Regions from separate parts of the Homo sapiens genome. Here region 1 is linked to region 2. Evidence: read pairs that join two places in POLR2A ChIA-PET (ENCODE). Cell type or tissue: MCF 10A. All regions are shown on one strand. Each heading gives the region's core, and the rest is flanking DNA. Links, peaks and the distances in the headings are about the cores only.

Evidence for each region. ChIA-PET counts read pairs that join two places held together with the same protein. Peaks named below come from ENCODE experiments on the same cell type or tissue, not always from the same donor. Only the 100,000 strongest peaks of a DNase experiment are listed, where the experiment ranks them.
Region 1: POLR2A ChIA-PET joins it to region 2 with 5 read pairs; 2 of 35 experiments call an interaction of 5 or more read pairs at or near these places.

Annotation. Positions count from the first base shown.
Region 1 is chr6:148,882,239-148,890,585 of GRCh38, forward strand. It overlaps UST (uronyl 2-sulfotransferase), which reads left to right. Exons shown (of 8, transcript NM_005715.3): 2 at 4,748-4,791. Among named protein-coding and RNA genes, the nearest start is that of UST-AS1, 78 kb to the right of the region's middle. RefSeq lists a silencer at 2,301-2,350. In MCF 10A, for the core only: no CTCF peak of the experiment used is centred there; a DNase peak (open chromatin) is centred at 5,143.
Region 2 is chr6:148,796,676-148,805,022 of GRCh38, forward strand. The region is part of intron 1 of UST (uronyl 2-sulfotransferase); the gene reads left to right. Among named protein-coding and RNA genes, the nearest start is that of UST, 54 kb to the left of the region's middle. In MCF 10A, for the core only: no CTCF peak of the experiment used is centred there; a DNase peak (open chromatin) is centred at 4,006.

The DNA.
Region 1 (8,347 bases), core at 2,309-7,308, 86 kb after region 2:
ACTTTGGGAGTCCAAGGCGGGTGGATCACCTGAGGTCAGGAGTTTGAGACCAGCCTGGCCAACATGGTGAAACCCCATCACTACTAAAAATACAAAAATTAGCTGGGCATGTTGGCGGGTGCCTGTAATCCCAGCTACTCGGGAGGCTGAGGCAGGAGAATTGCTTGAACCTGGAAGGCAGAGGCTGCAGTGAGCCGAGATTGCGCCGTTGCACTCCAGCCCGGGCAACAAGAGCAAAACTCCATCTCAAAAAAAAAAAAAAAAAAAAAAGAGTTGTCTCATTTCTGTGATGTGACATCTGATTATGAAAGTCTTCTACAGTGAAGGAATGGGGGAGGAGGAAGGTAGAAGGAGGGAAAAGAAAGAAAGAAGGAAGGGGAAAGATAAGAAAATGACGAATTATATTAGAATATTTTTGCATTTTATGGAGCAGGAGGTGTCAACAGTAGTCAGCCTGTATGGGTTTGAATTCCGCTGTTTGTTTACTGGAGATGTGGGTAAAATGCTTGACTAATATTGCTTTGAGGGGCGCTTGTGAGGATTAGATAAAATGATCTTTACAAAGTGCCTGCCAAGTAGTAAACACTCAATAAAGGTTGTTATACAATCCAGTGGCAAAAAATAGGATTTTCATTTCTTATTTGGTTTCTAGATCCTTCTACAGAATAGGAGGTGCTCTGTAAATACTGATTGAATATGTAGATGCGAGAATGCCTAATGAGGAGGTAGAGAACTAGTGCGGCCCACATTGCCCACATCTCTTCTTACCATGCTGAGGAACTTTTGTCATGCGTATCCGCGCATCTCAATTTTGAGGTAATGCTTAACTCTACCAGGGAAAGAATTTAGTGTAGACATAACTGTTAAGACAGCTACAAAGCCAGTGTCCTTAAAACAAAAAGTCATTGAATAGAAAAGAGATAGAATTGACCATTTTGCTGTGATACACTGTTCTCTTATTTTAGTATTTCTCACTTAGAACTAACAAAGGTTTTAACTGTTGAGTCAAAGGTATGCCATAGGACTTAGACCAATACCAGGTGGAAGGTAGTGAGAAGGATTGTCTAGAAGGAAGTGTGAGATGCCGTTAGACATCCAAGCTGAGGTGCTAAGGAGTTAGTAGGTACCCGAGCTTGGAGTTTGAGGAAGCAATCAGGCATTTAAATCATTCTTTTTAGGAGTTTTTAGGAACTTCAGTTCTTATGGAAACATTGAGTATTCTACACATCCATGTAAAAGCTTAACAGACTGGACTTCCTGTTTCCACTGAGGTTGAATAGAAATGACAGTAACAACAGTCACAATATTTAACTTTTATCAAGGGCTTACTTGGTGCTTAATCCTGACTTGGGTGCTCTGTATGCATTATTCCACTTAATCCCAGACCATGTCTATGACCTGGATACCATCATTCTCTTCATTTACACAAAAAGAGATAGATACGGAGAAATTAAGAAAATGACCCAGTATCATACAGATAGCTAAGTCATGGCATTGAGTTATAAGGGGATAAATTATGAGATGGACTTCTGCACAATGTGTGTCCTCTAAAATAGGTCTTTTCCCCCAAACTCCATGATTAGTGCTTCTGTTCACTTATTAAAAACACTGGGCCAGGCGCAGTGGCTCACGCCTGTAATCCCAGCACTTTGGGAGCCCGAGGCGGGCAGATCACTTGAGGTCAGGAGTTCAAGACCAGCCTGGCCAACATGGAGAAACCCTGTCTCTACTAAAAATACAAAAAATTAACCAGGTGTGGTGGTGCATGCCTGTAATCCCAGCTGCTCGGGAGGCTGAGGCAGGAGAATCGCTTGAACCCGGGAGACGGAGGTTGCAGTGAGCCAAGATTGCACCACTGCACTCCAGCCTGGGCAACAAAGTGAGACACCGTCTCAAAAAAAAAAAAAAAAAATTGCAGACCCTTTGGCTAAGGAGCAAACTGGGCTAATGTACTAGTAATAGTTCCTTCTTACAAGCCATTGCTAAGATTTTGGTATAAAGAGTTAGTTAATGTGGTATTTCGTTCATTAAGTGAATACTGAGTACCTGCTATTTTCCAGGCTCTGTTCTAGGAACTGAAGCAATGAACAGGTCACACAAGTCCCTGTTCTCATAAAGCTTGTACACTAGCTGAAAGAGAAAGACGGTAAACAAGTAAATGAGTGTGCTATTTTAGACAGGGTATTCAGAGTGGGCATCTATAAAGAAGTTCCATTTGAATAGAGACTGAATGAAGAGGGTGGGGAAGAGCTTTTCTGGAAGAGGATAGAGCCAGTTCAAAAGGCCCCTCATTGACAAGAGGCTGGAGTGCTCTGAACCACAGAGAAGGCTGTGGTGGCTAGTGGTGCATGGAGGGGGAGGTGGGGCCTGGGTGATGCAGGGCCTTACAGACCATGGCGAGGAGCTGACTCTTTTGTGTGTAGAGAAATTGAGTTTAAGCAGAGGGCTACCATGATCTAGTAGATAAGGCTGAACGATCTCTCTGGTTGCTATATGAGTAGGAGAGGAAATTGGTGATAGAGACACAAGGCATCTCTCATATGGCCCAGAGGGACTGGTGAGAAGTGGTCAGATTTGAGTTATATTTTGAAAGCCAAGCCAATAGGACTTGTCTTTGGGTTGGTACCTATAGCATAGGGGAAAAACATGGATCAAGAATGACTCTTGGGCTTTGGCCTGAAAAATGGGACACGTTTGGAGGAAGGGATATATTGTATAACCCAATAAGGAAGACAGTGGAGGCAGAAATTTGCAGGATGGAATTGGAGCAAATAGGGTTCTGTTTTGGACAGGGGAAGTGTGAGATGCCTTTAGACATCCAAGCTGAGGTGCCAAGGAGTTAGTAGGTACCCGAGCCTGGAGTTTGAGGTAGGAATCAGGCATTTAAATCGTTCTTTTTTAGGAGTTTTTAGGAACTTCAGTTCTTATGGAAAATTTAGTATTTTAGAAATATTTAGTTGTTGAGGCTGTCTTCGATCCTTGAGATTGATTCCTGGAGAACATGCTGGTGTGTGCTGGGATTTCTCACGCTTCCCCTGGGGAAGGCATATTCCCATGCTGAGCAGATGGGAGCTCCAGGCAGCCGCACCAGCTGCACGGTGGTAGAATATTTCTAAATAGTTCTCTAGGCACAGGCAGCTATTTTTCTGAATTCTTTGACTCATATAACCTCTTTACTAAATCCAACATAGATCTTACATCCTATTCATGCACGCTCTCAGTGGAGTTCAGAAGTACATTAATTAAGGTCTAACAAATTGTTCATCATGTTCACATTTAAAAGGGTCCTAAAATAGCCCAATCATGGGCATGCTGGGTGTTTGTGTTTAAGTGTCTTATACACTAAAACTGGACCCTGATGTTCCTTTACTATATACAAATGGCCACTGTGAACACCAAGTGGGCTATAAATCAGAAGATGACAAAGAAAAGGGGAAGGATGATGACTCAGTATGGAAAAACCTATAAGCCAGAACCCGCTTATTTATTATGTTTGGATACATTTCCCCAGTTCAACTGTCCCTGGCTTAAGCCCTGCTTCCCCCTTCTTAGTCCAGTTTCTTAAGTCATTTTTGCTCTCTGCTGTCAAAAGCACCTTTCATCCACTCAGACTAAGACACTGACCTTATCCCCCAATCATCTACTGTTCTCTAGAGGTATTCTTGCAGTTCCGTTCCATGATTTTCTACATTTCATTCCATTAGCTTGTTTGGTCATTTTTACTTTTCTGGTGAGATGATTTTCCCTAGACTCACAAGAGTTACCCCTCTTGGATAGGCGCCTTCGATTATACTGATTGCATCTTTGGCTCCCCAGGTGATCAGATGTCTCCAGATGGTAATGTTTACAGTGCCTGCCTCACACAGAAGCCTGAGATGGCAGGAAGGACTCTAGGTAGGCTTTTCAGATGGGTAGATGCCTGAACATGCTCTGGAAAAACCAGTCTTCTCTCCTCTCTGCAGTTTACCAGCTGTGTGACTGTGCATAGGTTACTGAGTTTCTCCAGGCCTCTGTTCTCTCCTCTGTTAAAAGGGGACACTTCTAATCCATCTCTGGTATTTGCATTAAATAGATAAATACCTGTAAAGCACTTAGCAGAGTAGCTGCTACTGAAAGGAAGTCAGTAAACTTTAATTCCCTTCCAAATCCCTCTGAGTCTTTTATTCATCAGGAAACAATAGCCGTGCACTCTGAATACACACATGCCAGTAAATGGCTATTAGTGAAGACAAATCAAGCTCCGGAAGCAAGCTAGCCTGAAGAGAGAAGAGAAACAGACAATTTTAAGACAAATTGGAGAAAGAGAGTATGGGGTTCAGGACCGGCAGCATCAGTATCTCTTGGGAACTGGTTAGAAATGCAGGTTCTCAGACTGGGGCTGGGCAGTCTTGTTTCAACAAGCCCTGCGGGTAATTCTGAAGTACAATAACATTTGAGTACCAATGGTCTAAGCTAAACTCAGCAGATAATGGGTGAGAATAATGGTGCGTGTTACTGTGTGTGTTATGTATGTTTGTGTGCATACATAACCATGTATGTAGAATGTTTGTAACAGCTGAAACTATTAATCAAACATAGTAATATCAGCAAAATCCAGTCAAACCAGTGATTAATTCCCCATTTTTCTTTGGTACTGTTGTCTGAGCAGAAATACTGTATAACTAGAATGCTTATCTTCAATAACTTTGCACTAAATTCATTTGGGATTTAAAAAACGGATTCATCAACTTTTTCCTTTATTTTCTAGGAAATTCCACTTACTTGGATGACCATGGACCACCTCCTAGTAAGGTAAGATCTTTGCTTGTGATATAAGTCCCCTTTTTCTTTTATCTTACTTACAGCCTCCAACAAGCAGAACAGATCTCTCCTGGACACGAATCATTCACAAGAAACAGTAGATGACATATGTGAAATTGATGTTTAACTTCTAACAAGGAGGAAGCAGAAAAGCATGATGATAGCCCAGATGACAGGGAGAAGGAGCCATTGTTGAATCAGTGGCTGTTGCTGCCCAGGCATTGGAGCCTGAGACTGACTTCAGACCTCTGGCAGCTTCTCCTGTTTGCACCTCATTTTCATTTGCCTTGGCATCGATGCTGGCCCACAGTGTGATAGCCACACCCGGCCTCCCCATGCCTTCGGGCTTTGGGGCTAGACTCACATCTGTCCTGTTCTCTCCAGCCTAACTGGGTTGGGATACTCCACTTGAGGCCCTGCCAATACCACCTCAAGGCTGCCCTGGCCTGGCCTGTGAGTCCACTTTTGTTTTTCCTGTAAGCAGTTTTGTCTGACTTAAGGGGCAGAATAATCCTTTAGTATAGTTTCCCTAACACTGTTTACTTTCTTGAGCTCAATGAAAACCGAATGCTAATCTACTGAAAAGTGAGCAAACTAGAACAAATTGATCATTGTATATAAGAAAATACATGCAATGCAATTACCCTTTATTCTAACCGTATGTCCCTTGTACTTTTTTGACATCATTTTTTTTCCTTCTAGGAAATGATGGGGATTGTTGATCAGTACTTGGGAAGGGGTTGTGCTTGGCAAAATAAGAAGTTGGCAACCCTCTATCTGTCACTTCAAGAATGTTCTTTCTGGCCTGTGAAATCTTAAAGTGTAGATACAAGCACTCTAGCTCTCCCTGTACTTGGTTGTTTTCTTAGTCTTTGACCACTTAAGGTGATGCCTACAAAATGCAGTTGTAAATACACGGTGAGAAGATAATGAACCCCCAACCTTAGAGGCTTTGGGGAAATTTACTCCTGTATTAGTCCATTCCTGCATTGCTATAAAGAAATACCCGAGACTGGGTAATTTAAAAAATTCCACAGGCTGTATAGGAAGCATGATAGAGGCATCTACTCAGCTTCTGGGGAGGCTTCAGGAAACTTTCAATCATGGTGGAAGGCAGAGAGGAAGCAGGCGCATCTTACGTGGCCAGAGCAGGAACAAGAGGGATTGGGGGAGGTACCACACACTTTTAAACAACCAGATCTCACAGGAACTCACTGTCGCCATGACAGCACCAAGGGGGATAGTGCTAAACCCTGAAAATCCACCCTCATGATCCAGTCACCTCCCACCAGGCCACTCCGACACTGGGGATGACAATTAGACATGAGATTTGGGTGGGGACACAGATCCAAACAAATCAGCCCCAAAGTATGTTTAGACCACCCCCACATTCATGAGCATGAACTTTGGAAGAAGATATTTCTGGATTCAACACTGACGCTGCCACTTTCTAGCTGTGTGACAGTGGATGAATTACTTAATATTTTGAGCCTCAGTTTCTCATGTGCAGGGTGGGACTAAAAATACCGCTTACAGCACAGGATGCCTAAAATGATTGAATGAGCTGATGTATGATGAACACTTGACACTGACATGCGATAAACATTAAATCAAGGGTGGCTGCTGTTAACTGTACTGCAGTAACATTAAAATTATTGATGAGTGGTACAGCAGTATTTATCACAGTCGTGGAATGGTTCTACCACTTGATCCACCACCTGTTTATTGAATGCCTGTGATGCTGCAGGTGGTAGAAATACAAATATGAAACAAAACAAGAACAACAACAACAAAAATAGCCTCTATTCTAGAGGAGCAAAGGAATATAGAGGATTATGTTCTCTCTGGGGATAAGGACCGTGTCTAACTCGTCTCAGTATCCTCACATTCTTGTATTAGCCTCAATGCACAGAGGCACATCATGACTATTCATTAAATTTCACTGAATTAGACCATGGAATCCAGAGCTGGAATCTGAATTAGGTCTTCTGGCTTCCATCCCAGGTTCTTTCACTGAGCCAGTATTCTCAAACTTTAGCTTGCATCGAAAGTACCTGGAGGCTTATTAAAACACAGATTGCTGGGCCCAGGCCCCAGAGTGTCTGATTCAGTGGGTCTGGGGTGGGAGCTGAGCATGTGCATTTCTCACAAGCTCCCACATGATGCTGATGCTGTCAGTCTGGAGTTCACATTGGAGAGCCACTGTTCTAAAGGCCATGAATATAAAGAGAACCATTTCCTTAGACATTTTCTGTGGTGTTTTTACTGTTAATAGCCTAGAGAGAGTGATATGGCTATTATCTAAAGTTTATTTATTAATGTAATGATGACTCACCATTGTAAGTTTTCTTGTAGAGAAAACATTTTTAGAGGGGTCAGTTACCTGCCTAGGAGGGACAATAGAGGGGGAAAAGAAGAATGGTGCCGAAGGTCCTGGTAGGTGTCCTCACCAGTGACTTCCTTTTTCTCCCAGGTAGGGAGGGGCAAGGTGAAGCACTCCATAGCCCCCTGCCCTGTCATGATATTATTGAGTTGGATTAGGTGGCTCTGTCAATGGGACCCATCAGCTGTTTTCCTCAATGGCTTTTTGTTCCTGGCTTGGTAAACAGGATTTTATCTGGTCTGAAGACCCAGACCCTTTTTTTATGAACTTGCCTTTTTGACCTTTTTCCTTGGTGGCCAGCCTGAGTCAACACTTTGGTCTTCCTGCTGGTCTTGCTGTGGCTGGGTTGTCTGTCCTGCCTGCCTCTTTGCTGGGATTGTCAGTGCCTAGATTCGGTGTTGGCTGGCTTCACTTCCCCTTCTCCCATAGGGTCTTCCCTAGCTGTGCCTCTTCCCCCTGCCCCTACAGTCTGGTCTTCAACTCCCCCATATCTCCCCCAACCCCTAACTAAAGCTTCTTGTAATATGCAAAAATGATCAGGTTATAGCAGATTATTCAGACCCCTTTAGAGTAAATCCAGTTTTATAAACTCTTTACTAAGTTTGAAAATTGGGAGCATAATCTCTTTAAATCAGCAGAAGTTTACCTAATACAGAAGCTTTCACTATAACTGTATTTTCATTATCTGGGATTGGAGCAGCAAAATACTCTTGATTTTCTAAGCAGTAGCCATAAGAAGAAGAATATAAAAATGGGTAAAAATATTACTGGTATGTGAACATCTTCTCATCCGTTCTTATTGCTTCTGGCAGGGTGGAAATGAATCTCAGAAGTGATGAGGTCAGACTTCCGGATAAAGGTCCCTTAAGTGTCCCCTGGGGTGGGGCCTCAGTGGTTTAGGTCTGTAGACCACTGGCTTATCCAGGGACAGGGTGGCATGCAGACGATGAGGACTCACACATGCCTGGCCTCTGGAATGAACCCTTACCCTGGCAGGGAAAAGCAAGACTCAGTCCAGACCCATCTTTTTCATATTTGCTTAGTGCTCAAAAAATAACTTTTTGATGCCAAGACTGAAAGAGTTGAGATCTAGATAAAATAAGATTTTTAAACCCTGAAAATATACTGACGTTACAGGCGAGTTCTCATTTTATTAAATGTTCA
Region 2 (8,347 bases), core at 1,992-6,991:
TGAAGTGAAAAACTGATACCCGTTAGGCTTCAAGGTGAAGCCCAGGTACACCTGCTTCCCTAGTACAGGCTCTCTTCATGCCGCAGTGTTGCCCTTTAAAAACCAACTTTCTCTGATAATTCTTTTTTTTTTTTTTTTTTTTTTTGAGATGGAGTCTCCCTCTGTCACCCAGGCTGGAGTGCAATGGCGTGATCTCAGCTCGCTGCAACCTCTGCCTCCCCAGTTCAAGCAATTCTTCTGCCTCAGCCTCCCAAGAAGCTGAGATTACAGGCGCCTCCCATGATGTCCGGCTATGTTTTGTATTTTTAGTAGAGACGGGGTTTCACCATCTTGGCTGGGCTGGTCTCCTGACCTCAGGTGATCCACCGGCCACTTCCAAAGTGCTAGGATTATAGGCATGAGCCACCGCGCCCAACCTTCTCCGATAATTCTTAATAGTTTAGAAAGCACTGTCAGCTGGGTGTTGTGGCATGCACCTGTAGCCCCAGCTACTCAGGAGGCTGAGGTGGGAGGAGCACTTGAACCCAGGAGTTCGAGGCTGCAGTCAGCTATGATCACACCACTGCACCCTAGCCTGGGCAGCAGAATGAAACCCTGTCTCTAAAAATGAACGAACAAAAACCAAACAAACAAGCAAACAAACAAACCCCACAAAACAACAGCAACAACAAAATAATAGAAAGCACTATTTTATATGCTGCTTTATATACTTTAGTTCTTACAAATAAATCCAAAGGTCAATACATTGTAAAAACAAAGAACTGTGTCAAAAAACATTCCTAATATGTTATTGATTTATTCAGCAAGCTTTTATGGAACACCTGCTATGTGCTAGGCATTGTGGTATGCATTGGGAATACAAAGCCTTAATGATTTTAAGCACCTGTTCTGAAGGGAAGACAGTAAGAAAAGTGAGTGTTCAGAGTACACAGTGATAAGGTATGTGATGGAAAATGTATCCTTCGAATGTTGTGGGAGCGTAGAGGGGTGGTAGTTGGAATAAACGTGAAGGTCTTCCCAGAGGAGGTGATATTTGCATTGAGTTTTGAAAGACAACGAGGAGTTGTTCATAGGAAGGAGGGAAGGAAGGCAGTTCAGACAAGAAGAACAATATGTGAGAAGGCCAGTGTGATGATTTTGAGAACACCATTCAACATGTCTAGAGCCTAGGGGATGAAGAGATGGGTGCTAGGAGGGTAGGAGTGGTGGCAAATGATGAGGCCAGATAGGTAAGCAGTGGCAAGTTTGTAAAGAGCACACCAGTGTACTCCATTAAGGGGTTGGGAGTTTGGCCATCATTCTAATGGATGGCAAACCATTTGAAGTAGGTGGGCAACATGGTCAGGTTTGAATTTGAGAGTGTTCACCCGGAAGCCAGTGTTGGGGGAATGGTGTGCAAGAGATTGAGGTGGAGGCTGGGGGCAGATATACAAGTAATCCAGCCCAGAGAAGAAAAGAGCCTGCACCGAGCAGGCACATGATGGAGGGCAGAACAGGACATTAGAGAATGAGAATCTCCTGGACTTGGTAGATTGAATGTGGACTCAGGGTGAGTCTAACCACACAGCTCAGCTTTGAGCTTCCCTCAGAGCCAAGGGGAGGAGTGGGTACTTTTAGAAAGAAGAGATTTCATTGATTTGTTCTGTTTCCCCATTTGCTAATATATGAAGAGGAGTGGGCTTAGTGGTGGGGAATGGGAGGGAGGCTAACGGGCTGTGTTTGGGGAAGGCTGAGTTTGTGGTGCAGGTGGGTTGGGTTTTCTCAGAGGAAATGATACAGATCACGCTCTCAGGAGCATGCTGTGGCCTGGAGATAGAGGCTGTGGATCATCAGCATGATTGCCCTGTAAATTAGAGGATGGGGATGAAGTAGCCTAGGAAGCGAGTGTAAGTGAGAACTAGGACCAAGGATGGATCCTTGGGGACCACTCATATTTAAGTGATGAGCCTCAAAAGGACACAGATGCTGGAGGACAACCAGGACAGTGATGTTATGGGGGCCAGGGAAGGGGAGAGCTTCGAGAAGGGATGCTCACCAGGGCCAAACACTGCCGAAGGTGCTTAGCCCAGAGTCAGTGCTCATAAACATTTGTTACTCTTTAGTGTTAGGATGACAGAGGAGAGGGAAATGAATGAGGCTTGGAGTGGTCAGGAAAAGCAATGCAGGAGGAGATAGGATTTATTTATTTATTTATTTATTTATTTATTTATTTGAGATGGAGTCTCGCTCTGTCACCCAGGCTGGAGTGCAGTGGTGCGAGCTCGGCTCGCTGCAACCTCTGCCTCTCGGGTTCAAGCGATTCTCCTGCGTTGGCTTCCCAAGTAGCTGGGACTACAGGCATGCACCACCATGCCCGGCTAATTTTTGTATTTTTCGTACAGACGGGGTTTTGCCATGTCAGCCAGGCTGGTCTCGAACTCCTGACCTCAGGTGATTCACCTGCCTTGGCCTCCCAAAGTGCTGGGATTACAGGCATGAGCCACCGCATCCGGCCAGGAGATAGGATTTAAATAAAGGCTTTAAAATTTACGTAGGTTTGGATAATAGAGGGAAGGTGGGCAGGCATCCCAGGTTAAGGTAGTAATTTAGCGTGGTCGCACACTAGAAGACTTCTCTGAGGCGTGGGATGGGGGAGTTATTTGCTTACAAGTTGTTATCTCCACAGATTGACGCTCAGCTCCCTGATGGCCAAGGCAACTGTGTGCTTTCCTTTGTGTCTGTCAATCATTGTAGCAAGGTTTTTGGCCCAAAGTGGTCAGTTAATAGATACTAGCTGGAAGCATTGATAAGGTGGGCGAAGTTGGTGGTTCCCGGCAACTGAGTGGTAAAACTCTACTCTCAGGGGTCCCTTCTTGTTCAGGGAATGTATTTGCATCCCTCCCTACTTAAACCATTTAAGAAAAAGAGTGTTCTAGTTTGCCTTTTTTATCTGCACTTAGGTCCCCATCACTCCTTTTCTTTTCCAACCCCGTTCCCTCCCTCCTTCCCTTTTTCTCTTTTTTTCTTGCCAATTTCTTATCTCTCTCTTCCTGCAATTCCTATTTGTATACTCATTCTTTATCAGAAAGTACCTAGAAGCTGATAAAGCTTGTACTTAATCCTTTATTTTACCTATATGCAAAATATTGCTGGCATCCTTTTGATTGGTGGTGATGTTCATTGCGAAATATTTTGAATCTTAATCTTGGCCTGTATGGGGAAGTAGAATTAGAAGGAGGTATCAGAGGAACTCTCTCTCTCACTCCCTCTCGCCCTCTTTCTCTCTCTTGTGTTTTAATAAATATCAATGCTATTAAATTTGTCAGGTACCATTATAAAAATAGTTGACATTAAAATTGCAAACCCTAAGGTGAATACGAGAGCTGTCTGCATCCTGATGAGGAAGATTCTTTACTTTCCTAGCTTCCATGAGTCTTTAATTTGAATATGGATTTTATGAACAGAGTCTAATAAAAATGCTGGGCTTTGGCATCAGAAAAACATGGATAAGGCTCTTCCTCAGTGGTGCTCTATGGGCAGTTACTGACCCTCACTGGGTTTTTAAATCTGTAAGTCTGGTTCAGAAGCCAGCCTCATAAGGATTTTGTGAGGATTCACTGAAATACTGTTTGCAAATTACCGAACACAGGGCCTGTATCATAGTCAGAACTGAAGGTTCCCTTCTTTCCCTTACTTCACATTTTTACTTCATCTTTCTTCCTCCCCCATCTTTTGTCCTTAATTAGAGCAGAGCATTGAAAATCAGTCAAATAATCTTTTTATGCAGGAAAAGAACTTCCTTCCCCTTATTTATTTAAGAATCTGGCTTTGAGTTTGAGTTGGAAAGTGTCCTTGTCTTATGGTATGAGAGTTTGGGCTATCATCTGTGACCTGCGTTACTGGTTACCAGGAATGATTATATAGTTGCTTATAATGGGCCACTTTAGATTTTTGCAAGGTATATTTGTATCATCTCTGATTCACAATTCGAGGGATTGCCAAAAAAAAAGGGGTAGGGTTTTTCTTGCATAGTTACTGTTTTGGTTGGCACAGAATGCAGCCTCCTCACCCACCCTCTTTTTGATTATAGCCAATGATTACATAACATTTTCAGATCAGATTTTTTTTTTTTTTTTTTTTGGAAAGCTTTTGGAGACACGTGGCTCTGGAGGAATCCTCATGGAATCTTAAAACCCTGAGGGAATTCAAGAAGAAAACTATTCCACTTGCTTGCCTCTGGCTGCATCTATATTTAAATTATCTAAGAAAGATATTGGTAAATTCTTCTATTTTTAGGAATTAGAGGAGCTTCCACTTTTCTCTTAAAATCAAATTCAAAGAGCAACTTTTTTGACAAGCTGAATAGATCTTTGAAGTTAATGAACTGGAGCATAGCTTGCAACTCCATCAGTGAGGTTGATCAGGAGTGAAGCTGCCTCATCAGCTTAGTCTCTTGGAAGTTAAATAGTAGAAAGAACATTTGGGTTTTGAGAACATGAGGATCTAGTTTTGCTGTGTATTGTGTCTATTGATGCATTCCTGGGGGATTTTTCCCCCAGAGGTATTTTATAGCTTTGATTTAATTTAATTTTATAGCTTTGATTTGATTTCAGTGTACTTCATCTGTGGGATTTCATGGGGTCTTGTTAAGGGTGTTTCTCTACAGAGTTGTTTTAGTGTTTACTTCTGACAAGTGCTCCAGGACATCTTTGATCTGAGACCACTTATGTTAATCTCTTATAATGAGGGTTCCTAGACTAGATGGTAGGGTAGATTTTCACAACCCAAATGGCAGTGAGCTTCCAATTATGAATTTTCTGGGAGGATTTTTCTTTTTTCTTTCTTTCTTTTTCTACCCAGAGCCCATAATGAGGCCAGCATCCTTGCACAGGGTGTGGTAGATGTGTGAAGGTCTCTGTTTTACAGGAGGTACTTGCTTCTCATTCCACTCCACTTTTTGCAGCCAAGATTAAACCCTCAACCCTCTTTGGCCATCAACTTCCAAGCTCCTGGTTTCTCACCCTCATCCTCCTGGGGCTTCCTGAGCATCAGCACGTGCTTAGCAGTCACTCTCCCCTTTCTTTTTGGCCCCGGCATATCTCATTCTCTCTCTGAGCCCAACCAAGCTTGTAATATGATGTTTATTATATTTTATCCAACATTTCTAGGTATTTTTTCTTGGGAAAGTTTCCAGGTTGTCAGGTTGACTCTGTCTGTCAGGTCAAATAGATGGAAGTTGAAGTTTGAAGATTTGGGTTAAAGTACTGGTTCTGCTAATTGTTTCTCTGGCTTTGCATGAGTGATTCTGTCACTCTTAAATTTCAGTTTTCTCATCTGTAAAGGGAGAGGGTGCATAATACCTCACAGACCCTTAATATACTGAAAAGTTTTCCATGTAAGCAACTTCACATTGTGAAAACAGCCTGTAGTGCATGTTGTTGACATCCTGCCCAAGTCCCCATGCGGGGCAAATGCTCCCATTGCCCAGCGCTTGTTGAGTGTACATTGCTAAGGCTCATAGCTGCTGCTTCTCTGGAGAACTGCATCCAAATCCCTATCCCAGACTCTGCTTCTAGGGAAGCTAACCTAAGGCATCATCACAATGCTTCCCCCCAACCCCAAGGAATCGTAGTTCTTACAAAGATGAATTACTTTGAAAGTTTAGATAGAATATAATAAATCAGCAAATCAAGAATAAACCATCTGCCATATTTTTGAAATTATCTTTTTGTCATTTTAATTTTTCACTTGTGAGAACACAATGTATATGTAAGTTTATTTAAGGCTCAATGGAGCAAGACTTTGATGGATCTGGGCATAAAAGTATGGGTAGGAAAGATTATCTGCAGCAACTCAATTCAAAATTAAGGGCTAAGGGCTTCAGAGATCACTTTAAGTCACACATTGATTTCATTTTCTCTCTCTCTCATGCTGTTTCCCTCTATATGGAGAATTTTATATACACTCTCTTGGCTCTTAACTACAGCCAGATTTGTAAGTGACGAGAATTGAGGGCCAGGGTGGGAGGAAATGCTAATATATTGTCCCAGGTTTTATGCTTGGGAAGCATGAAGAAATTCAAAGAGACCAAGGTGTTCTCAGGAGTAAACATATCCCTTCACCCAAATAGGCAAGAACAATTTTAGAACTGAAATCGTGAAAGGGGTCTTAGAGCTTTGAGCAGAACGGTAGACCCAGAAGGAGGCTATTTTGGTCCCCTTGCTAGCACAGATTTTGATTCAATATCTCTGAGCTTCATTGTTTTGTAAGGATTAAACATGCCTGTTAGATTGTCTTCTACAAGGCTCTGAATAAATGGTAATTATTTTATATTATTGATGATGGTGATGGTATGAACATTTTTATTATTATCATCATTTTTATTATCGTTAGAGAGTGTGTCTTCCTAATAAATCCTGTGGCAGGGGCTGGAGTTCTGATTTTAGAGTCTGTGGAATAAGATGATACTGTTGCAATTGCTGACTTTTCAGATTATAGTATTTTCTGCCAAAGAAGCCTGGTACTTTGTAGATCCATAGAATCTCCCTAGAATCAAGAGTAATTCTCCTTCCCCTCTCTCTCAATCCATTTCTACTCTCCTTCTTGGAAAAGGAAGAAAGAAACCTTAGGCATGGTATCAAACTGAATTACAAGATCTTGATTCTCGGTTCTTACCATTCCTGGGATATTCTAGAGACCTGGTTCTCCTCCATGTTGGCCAGAGTCCATATTCATTTTGGGCATCAACCCTAACAGAAATTTATACATAATCTATCATTAGTCCTGATGACTTTACTTCTTAAACACCTCTTAAGTGTTATTACTTCTGTCCAACTCCTCTATTAACACCATTATAGAAGCCACAAAATTATCTCCCGTAGGTTTCTGTAGTAGTCTTCTAACTAGCTTACCTATATCAACTCAGATTTCATGCTGAATGTTCTCTCCTCTGGAGCCAGAATAAAATTTCCAAAATGTAAATCAGATAAAGCCTCCCAGCCCCCACAACTCTCCCACACTGCCCCCAAACCCTCAGAGGTTTTCCCTGACTCCCAGAACTCCTTCAGTGTGGCTGAGGAGGCCCTACCTGCTCCTCTTGCTTCTCCATCATTCCTCACTTTGTTCTGGCTCTGGCCACACAGGCCTTCTTGATTTTCCCCTGCTACGTCCTGCTGCAGGACCTTTGCACATGCGGGATTCACCTGGGATAGTCTGACATTACTTAACCCCAACTTGTCCTTCAGATCTCAGGAGAGTCTTCCCTGAGTTGCCTTGTGAAACTCTTTCCTAGCACTCCATCATCTCCCTGGCTTGATTATGCACTTCGTGCGGCCAGAGAATATGTCTGGGGTTTGTCTCCACTGTATCCTCAAGGCCTACAATGACCTGGCACATAAGGACCCCGTAAATGTTTGTTAAGTGAATAAATAAAAGAAATGAGGGAAATGCAGGAACTGAAGACAGGGCAACTGGCCTCCTTTTGAAAAACTCTTGCAACTCAGGACGTGGCTTGTATGAATCTCTGAGTCATTGTCGTATCAGGAGTCAGATGGAGTGGCCAATGTAGAATGCTCTCATCTCAGAGATAGAGAGAGGGAAATGGTCCTTCTCTTCACATTCGGGAGTTTACAGCTGATTGTGTTTATAAACCCTCCCAGCAAGATGATGCCCTCTAAATGTTCCCCTCCCCCACTCAGCTCCATATCCCCTGTTGTCTGTCTGCACTGTGTGTGTGTGAGGGGGGGTCATGGGCCCCTCTTATTCCACCTGCTGTAAGGCCACCCTTGGTGACTGCAGTGCCACATGCAAGGGTGAAGTGGTCTGGTGCTCCTCTGCGTGTTTACAAGGCTTAATTAATAAGTGTCCCATGTAAACAGCCTGCACCATGTACGTGCCATCCTTACATTTCCTCCCTAAACAGGCAAGGCTTTCTGGAAGTGTGTTTCAGGGGGGAGAAGTCAAGCTGGAATTTTATCATTTGTTTTCCAATGAGTATTAAAAACATTTGTCTTTAAGGTTTATGTGAGAATATCATATACTGGAAATGTGATTTCATATTATTTTGAAATCAGAGTTCAGATTCATAAAATCAATATTTAATGGGAAACATGAAATTGTAATTACTAAGCACTTTTTCGGTGTGCTTACTATTTTTATATGTAAATATATATATAAATATATATATACTTCATTTTATGAACCATCTATATGGTTCATAAAATGAAAATATACTGGCAAAATATATAAAATTCTAATTTTTGCATATAATATTTTTCCAGTATATAAACCATGTATATATGGATATGGTTCATAAAATGAAAATATACTTGCAAACTATATAAAATTCTAATTTTCACATATAGTATTT